Regions from separate parts of the Homo sapiens genome. Here region 2 is linked to region 1. Evidence: chromatin loops called from intact Hi-C (ENCODE). Cell type or tissue: IMR-90. All regions are shown on one strand. Links, peaks and the distances in the headings refer to the core of each region. The heading gives the core; the rest is flanking DNA.

The links. Hi-C counts contacts between places; a loop is a spot of excess contacts. Peaks named below come from ENCODE experiments on the same cell type or tissue, not always from the same donor. Only the 100,000 strongest peaks of a DNase experiment are listed, where the experiment ranks them.
Region 2: a loop joins it to region 1, with 2.2 times the contacts of the local background. A loop is called at or near these places in 1 of 110 quality-filtered maps.

Annotation. Positions count from the first base shown.
Region 1 is chr4:54,959,127-54,963,526 of GRCh38, reverse strand. No RefSeq gene overlaps it. Among named protein-coding and RNA genes, the nearest start is that of LINC02358, 120 kb to the right of the region's middle. In IMR-90, for the core only: a CTCF peak has its summit at 1,961 (motif pointing right); a DNase peak (open chromatin) is centred at 3,736; H3K27ac peaks cover 1,219 bases; H3K27me3 peaks cover 276 bases.
Region 2 is chr4:54,877,819-54,882,218 of GRCh38, reverse strand. No RefSeq gene overlaps it. Among named protein-coding and RNA genes, the nearest start is that of LINC02358, 35 kb to the right of the region's middle. In IMR-90, for the core only: no CTCF peak of the experiment used is centred there; a DNase peak (open chromatin) is centred at 2,418; H3K27ac peaks cover 691 bases.

The sequences.
Region 1 (4,400 bases), core at 118-4,117:
GTGTCAGGATTCCAGCTCTGCTGGATTACAGAGACTTTGACGGACCAGAGACAAAATGGCAGCAGCTGGATTGTATGTCGTGGTCATGCCACCTCCCATTCTTCCCTTCCTCTCCTCACAGCTAGTGCTTCTCTGCATAAGCATTTGCCTCTTTGCTCTCATATCTATCCCTCTCTTCCTTCCTGTTCTGCTCTATATTCAAGAGGACAGTCCTTGCACACTACATGTACCAGGCTCCTTTGCCAATAGAGGTATGATTAATTCAGCCAACACAGGCACTGTTGGGAGAAGGAGGAGCAGAAGGGAGAGAGATTCCCCCTCTTTCCTTTGAGCTTTGGGTGTTCAAGTGGCTAGGCAGCCCCACATGGCTGCTTCTCTTGCTGGTGGTCCTGGCCCTGGTCTCTGGCAGTGCCACCTCTGCCCTCTATCTTTCCAGCTGCCGAGGCTGTGGCCACTCCCAGCTGTTGCTGACTTCTTGTGGCTTCAGTGTCCCCTACAATACTTTTCATTTTTTTTCCTGCACCATATGGAACTACCTGGAATGGATTCTGTTCCCCTGACCTGCCTAGTTGGTATATAGACCCATCACTTCTCCTTTCCCATACACTCCTCCCACCTTCTTCCTTTCTGAGGCTAGCATAAGGAGAGCTGAAGGACTAAGTCTCATTAAACTGCTCAAGGGATTTGTTATCGCAGGCAGGAACAGGAAACACTCCATCAAGTAAGGGTTCCAGGGCTCAGTGACCTGCATGTGGCAGAAAGCTCTATTTTCTTCCTTGGTCTTATGCCCTTGCCAATAACCCTTCATGTGACCTAGTGACAAGCATTATTCTGTATTAGGTTAAACCAAGGAATGGCTATCTTCAAGTATTTTTGATCTATAAAAATGGCAGTTTCATACGACTTGACCTAATAAAAAAAAGAAGTAGATAGGAAAAAGATAACAAATACATTGTTAACAATAATTGATAGCCAATAATAAAGCTAACATTGTGCGTTCACCATGCACAAGGCATCATGAGGTGCTTCAAACAGTGTCAATGATTGCAGACCCAGCCAGACACCTGCCCAAGTGCTTCATGTCTATCAAATCACTTAATCTTCAAAACAACCCTGCCGGGACAGTACGATTATATTCCATTTTATGAATACAGTACAGAAATGTTAAATAACTTGCTTAATGTCACACAGTAAGGGGCAGGCTTGGGATTTGAAGCCAGGCAGCTGGTCTCAACCACTACACTCTATGTTGTCTTGAACTAGACGGGGTTATTTCTATTTTACAGATGAGGAAGCTGAGAAACAGAGAGGTTAAATAATCTGCCCTATGTCACACAGCTAGAAATGAGCTAAGATGGCATTAGAACCCAGTGACACCCAACTCCCAAGCCTAATTGCCTCCCCCCTTCCATGCCTCTCTTGCACCAGTTTGTCCTTTGAGGTCTCTAACACTCCATTTCACTGGATTCTCTTATCTTTGCCTACAAAAGGTAATAACGTGTGGATTTCAACACAAACCCCTTGCACACCAATCTTTTGGTGAATTTATTGAGTTTCCCTTCTATGATACCCTGGGGCCTTACCTGTGTATGAAACTAATTCAGAAGGAAATTACTGTGGCTTGTATTAAGACCTCTGCCAGGTAAGGGATCAAAGTATCTCTTTCAAATGATATTCTAGGCAGAGTCAGACCTATCCTATTCCCTTTATTTCCTTCTTATAAAATTGGGCATTTAATGACCTTGTTTACACAGTGTATAAGTGTTTGTATGTCATATATGCACAGTGCCAAGAAGCACAGACATTATTTCTCTGGGCAACACACTCCATGTCAGTTTAGTGGTGATGTAGGGTAGGACCCCTGAGGTATCTCTGTCCAAAGATCTAGTGATCTAGGTCAGATGTTAACACGATCAGTGTGGAACTGCAAGGGTGCTGTAGCATTTAAATTGGCCATAAGAGGGCTCCATTTCTTTTCCCTAAATGTCCATAGTGATAATAGCTTTTGGGGCCACAGATGTGAAATGCTATTCTGGACACAGTAATTAAACCACATTTAGTGTAATTTACCAAAAATAAGTGAAATGGTTTGTTTGGTGGAACAATAAAGTCTATCATTTCTTTAACCTCCAAATACAAAGAGGGAAACCTTTTAATAAAATGAATTTGTTTCTCAACAGGCATTCACAGGGATTTCTCTCTTTTCTGTTTGGATGATGGCATTTGAAAAACAGTAATTCCATATTACATTTTCTTAATATTCCTCTCCTTTTTTTTGCAGTTGAGCATCGTAATAAATATTTCTGAAAAAGTGATAGTAATTGAGATGTCAAATGATCTTGAGCTTCCTTTTTAAGGCTGTATTAATCAGTGTGTAGTCAGGAAACCAAAAACCACATCTGATATTTTAACGGAGGGAATTTAATATGGAGAATTGATCACATAGGTATGGGAGGGATGAAGGAACAAAAGTAACCACTAAAGGAACCAGTAATTGCTGGAAGTAGCAACTACCCATAGGGCTGAGGAAACAAAGCTCAGGGGAAGGGGCATTGCCTGTGATTCTGTCAATGCTGAAATAGATGGACACTATCAATGCCAGGGTGAGGGGTCCCTGCTTGGGCAATAGTTGGGAGGAACAGCAGCTTCCTACCCCAGGCCTTCTGATATCCCACTAGTGTTCCCTACTATAGAACATAACAGAGAGCCAACTCCCCAAAAGAGAGATCTATAGATAGCCCCAGCATCACTGAACAGAATACAGAAAGGTAGCTTTGGAGCTGTGAGGTAATAGCTTAATAATTCACACAGTCTACCCCTTTGGCTATTCACATACCGTGTTTGAAGTTCTATACAAAAATAATAACTTTTTGCTTTGGCTATAGATGCTGTCATTTTCCATTAGCTTTTATATTGGAGATGGGTATACTAAGAAATACTCTGGGGAAACTCTTGTGTTCTAAATAGAGTTTTATAAAATAAATCTGATTTCTCTTAGTAACCAGGATCAACCAGTACAGTAATCCCCTACCTGCTAGGTCAGTGGGGATAGGAGCCCCAGGTGATTCACTGACACTCTCAACTTCTGAATCAGTGGAACAATTTGTGTGTCACCTGGTACAAACATTTCTCTATTATGAATATAGACCTCTGCGCCAGGTGTGGTGGTTGACTCTTGTAATCCCAATGCCTTGGGAGGCTGAGGGAGGAGGATCACTTGAGCCCAGGAGTACAAGACAAGCCTGAACAACATAGGGACACCCTGCCTCTACAAAAAAATAAAAAATTATCTGGGCATGGTGGCGCAAACCTGTGGTCCCAGCTACTCTTGAGGCTGAGGTGGGAGGATTGCTTGAGCTTGGGAGGTTGAGACTTCAGTGAGCAGTGATCTTGCCACTGCACTCCAGCTTCCAACCAGAAGAGCCCAGAGTTTCAGGAACAGAAAGCAAGCATTCTGGGAGTGGCTATTAAGGATACTAGTGAGATAAGCCACTCCCACTTTCATCCTTGCTTTCTGGACCCATATGTTCTGGCTAAGGAAGAAATTGGACCATGTATTCGTCACTGATTCAAAGCACATGAGGCATCTCGAAAGACAGAACCTTGACCTTCAGAGTATTCTCCCAAATTGTGCTGTAATTGAGGCTTCCATAGGCCATTCCACTTTTTATAAGGCCAGCTGCTTCAGGGTGATGGGCATGTGATGAAATCAGTGAATTCCATGGACATGAGCCCCTTGTCACAATTTTTGTGTGTGTGTATGTGGAATGAATTCTTTGGTCAGAAGCAATACTTTGTGGAATTCTATGCATGCGAATAAGGCATTATGCAAATTTAAAAATGAAAGCTTTGTTAAGCATGGGTTTTTGTGATGGCCAATACATATCTCAGCAGAGAATAATGTATTTGATAACAATGTGCTAAAAATAAAGCTACATCTGCCCTCTGTCCTGCCCATCCTCCCTTACAGACTTTCTTTGTTTCAAGGTAGGGCTTCTGTTTATTTGAGGACAGATATTTATGGGCCAAGGGCCTTATGGAAGGCAAGTCAGCTTTTCATAATGCCTACATTTCAACATAAGCCTGTTAAGAAGAAAAGGTAAAATAAGAATGAGGATGAGGTCATATATGCATTTTGAGGCAAATGTTTTTCTGAAGTTGAGTTGGCCTCAACATCAGTATTTATTTTCCTGAGCATCATGATTTCATGAAAAATGATTATCTCACACCACGTACATTCAATTATAATTTATATTTATGCTTACTTTAGGGGAGAAGTATGTAAGTGCATTGCTTTCATTCCAAAGGACCAAGAGCCTAAGCAGTTTCCCCTCTATTTGCTGGACATTGTGGTAGCAGTACTGTTCAAGTTTAATGTCAGAGTTCAAGGTGGAACCACC
Region 2 (4,400 bases), core at 166-4,165, 81 kb after region 1:
TTGAAGGAAAAGACTATGAAAAGAATCTGGCTATGTGAGGAGAAGGGGGAAGACCCAAGAAGGGAATGCTATTGACAAATGTACCTGGGAAAACCAGAAGACCAGAGAGCTTGAGGGAGGACAGCACTGGGGACGTGTGAGATTTAGTGGGAGAGGAAAGCATGTGCTGAAAACATACACGAATGTGTGAAGAACAATTACAGAGCTTGGATTTTACTCTATGCAAAAGGAGAAAACATTGAAGGGTACTACACAGGAAAGAAACAGACTCCAATTTATGTTTTTAAATAATTATTGTGGCTACTCTGTGAAGGATGGATGCAAGGGAAACAAAATGGAAACAGGACGTTAGCAAAGTAGTTGGGTTAGAGAGACGCAGTATGTGGGGTTTGGGTGGTGACAGTGAAGACGGATAAATGCGAATCTTTCTGATTTGACTATAGAGTGATGAGAAGTGAATTTAGGAGTCTGCTTTCCTTCATAAATAACAGAATAGACAATGATGTCATTACTAAAATAGATATGCGATGGGAGGAAAATTTTGAGAAGGAAAACTGAGAGTTAACTTTAAGAAGTGGGAAATCAACAATCCAACCAGAAATGTGGAAGTTTATTTCCACTTCATATTAACTCTGGCATCCCATATAAGTGTTCATCCAGCTTACCTCTGAGCCTCCGCTTCCGGCAGCTAACTCTTGTTCCAGCCATAGTGTCCTTGTTTGTTTCACCCCCCTCGCTCCTAGCCCTTATCCATGTCTGTGCCCTTTAAATATATTTTTCTGTCAACAAATACCCTTTCCTATTATATTTCTGTCACTAATTTACCATCTGTTCACCAAGACTCACTTTACATCCTATTGCCTTTGGTCCCTATCCAGCCCATCTCCTATTTTTGTGTGACCCATGAGCTAAGAATAGTTTTTACATTTGTAAATGGTTATACAGTTTAAGTGCTTATGTAATAGTCTAGGTTTTGCCTCTTGGACTGAAAGCCTACAAAAAATGTACTATCTGGCCCATTTAAATTTGCTGACCCTTGTTCTAGATGCTTAGGAAAGAAGTTAATTCATTATATTCAATGGATTCCTTGGGGTGTTAGGCCTTAATACTCTCTTGGAACTCTGCTGAGGAGGCTAAGAGAGAAAGTACTTACCCCAAGCCAGGTGCTTTCTGATGTCTCAGCTGAATGCCCAGGTTGTTAGAGAGGTGTTAACAAAACAAGATCTCTTCTCTGCAGCTGAGCTACTATTCCCATCCTCCAGTACTGCTTGATCTCTACGATCTCTTTTCCTCTGTCAATCCTTTAGTAACCACTCTCTGGGAAGTCGTCCCCTTGACTGTATATACTAGACCTCAGTCAAAAACTCATGGATGAAATCCACAGAACCAGAGAACTCCTGGGCTCTTCCTCTGCACAGGTCCTTCTTCTCTGCTGTGCTCTTGTTATGGGCTGAATGTTTGTGTCCCTCTAAAATTAATAGGTTCAATTCCTAACCCCCACTGTGATGTTATTTGGAGTGGAGGCCTTTGGGAAGTAATTAGATTTACATGAGGTCATAGGGTCGGGGGGCTTCATAATGCGATTAGTGTCCTTAGAAGAAGAGGAAGAAAGATTAGCATTCTCCATCTCTCTATGCCATGTGAGGACACAGCAAGAAAGTGACCATTTGCAAACCAGGAAGAGAGCCCTCACTGGGGGACAGATTCAGTGGGCATCTTGATCTTGGACTTCCCAGCCTCCAGAACTGTGAGAGATAAATTTCTGTTGTTTGAGCCACCCAGTTGATAGTATTTTGTTATAATAGCCCATGCTAAGGTACCTCTTCTGCAGATTCTACCCATTTAAATTGCCCCAAATTCTGACCTCTGCCTCCTCAGCTCTGAAGGACCACTGTACTCTGCTTGGCTGCTTAGGCAGTGCTCTAAATTACCTAAGTGTCTCTTCTCTGTCCTGGCTCTAGCCTTTCCAGCTCCTGGCTAAAGTACAACTCCCATCTGAATCCTAGAATCCTAAAACCACCACTTATATTTATCTCACCTCCTGAAGTAATGAGATAATCTAGGAAGATGTTCTCAAATGGACAAGTTAGATAACAGTTAAGCTCAAATAAAAAGAAAAACAGTCACTTGTGGCACCGTTAATACTTGAGAGCCATATTCAAGCAAGACCTTACTCTAAATCTTGTTGTATATCATAATCACTTAAGGAGCATTAAAAAAATAGATTCCTGGTGATTTTTGCCTCATTATGTACTTTTAAAGGTACTTTAGGGGAATCCTCATACAACTAGCCTAACCCTGAATCTCAAACATATACATTTAGGAATTCCAGTGGTTATTTGTCATTTATCTCTACCCACTAGATTCATTCTCTATCCTTTACTGCTGGCCCTGCACCCTGGGGGCTGACTCATGCAGAAAGCATACTCTCATGGATGCAGTGTTCTCTCAGCTCCTTGGTTAGAGATTAGAGGGCCTGGTATCTCTTTCCCAGGATCCTTCTCAGAATTCTGGTTTGGATAGTGGTTATTCCCTCTATGGCCACAGCCAGTGGTTTGCTGTTGCTGTGGCTTGTTAAATTTCCAGTAATTTTGTGGGCCAGTTGCTAAACATAGTCAGTATTAAAAAATAAAGCACATATATATGTACAATTAAATAGATTATATTAAAAATAACAAATATTCAAAACCCATGACTTCCTAATTATTTTACTGCATTTTACTATTATCTATGCTTTTGAAGTTCCTTACCTCTACCTGTGTGATCAAAATACATAATGATGTGCTACTCTGCATCTCTTCCAAACTCCACGTTCACTGACCACATCGGTAGCTTGAAATTGTCCATAGTGGGAGGATTTACTGCATAAAAATCAGTATTACAAATAGGTTTTTTTTTCTCCTGAAGAGCAGGCTGTTAAACATTTCCCAGGAGGCACAGCACTGGCTCCAGCTACTATGAAAGGCTCCTCTTCCACTATCTCATCTCTCTTCAGGCCCTAGGAATGCTATACCCTGCCTTTGGGTCTTCAGGTCTATGGATGATAACAGTTTCTCCTCACTGTTAACACCTGGATTCTTGTTGGTTCTCTTACCTCTAGCCATACCTTCAGAATAGTCCCTTCATTAGACTCACATCAGTCAAACCCTTTTGAGTTGACATCTGTTTCCTACTGGATCCCTGACTGATACAGGCACCATCTCCAGAGACCAGTACTTTCAGAAGTGCAATTGGTAGAAAACAAATACTGTAAAATGTAGATAATTTTCACATTGAAGAAGGTTCATTGGTCAAACGTTTAAGAAAAATTAAATCTAACAAAAATAGGGATGTTTCTTTACTGTGGGACATCTCAAAACCTTTTATATAGGTAACATATTTTGTGATATACCTTAAACTTTCATGTCCTTTTTTTTTTTCTATAAAACTTCTATTGCAACCAATTTTCCAAGAAACACTACTATGGAGTTATTTTAAAAATACAATATTAGGGTCCAGGCACAGTGGCTCATGCCTGTAATCCCAGCACTTTGGGAGACTAAGGGGGAATGATTGCTTGAGGTCAGGAGTTTGAAACCAGCCTGACCAACATGGCAAAAACCCCATCCCTACTAAAAACACAAAAATTAACTGGGCATGGTGGTGCATGCCTATAATCCCAGCTGCACGGGAGGCTGAGGCAGGAGAATTGCTTGAACCCAGGCGGCGGAGGTTGCAGTGAGCCAAGATCACACCACTGCACTCCAGCATGGGCAACAGAGTGAGACTCCATCTCAAAAAAAAAAAAAAAAAAAAAAGAAAGAAAGAAAAAAAGAAATGCAGTATCAGTGTTAGGCACTATATTGGAAATTGACCTAAAACAGAAATGCTTTAGTAATTCTCACAATGTGTTTATATTTTTAAAACTAATGAAACTGATAGATGCTGCCATACTTATAAATATATACTAACATCTTTTTTATCCATTGACATTGAAGAATAAGTGTTGTACACATAAGTAAACATTTTAAATTTCTGAATATTACCCCCAGGAACAGCGAAAATCAATTTAAATCATTTTGAATGGAGAGCATTTTTAAATGTATGATGACTTTATGATATATGTATGATGACTACTTGAAACATTTCTCAGTATGCTTTGGCGGTCAGTAGCTGTTGATTTATCCCTACATGTAATGACTCCAAACTTTAGGTTTTATGTTTTCATGGATGTGCTTATTTCCCTCTGTGTCAGGTTGTCAGCTAACATTGCTTACAGTTGTCAATGCATCTAATTCTAGCTTCCCTCTTGCTTCTAATCTTCTCTAACATGGGAAACCAGATATCCAAGCTGGTTAGAATTGTGTATACAGTGATGGAGGATGTTTATCCCCTAAATTCTAGGTTGATATAGCTATCAG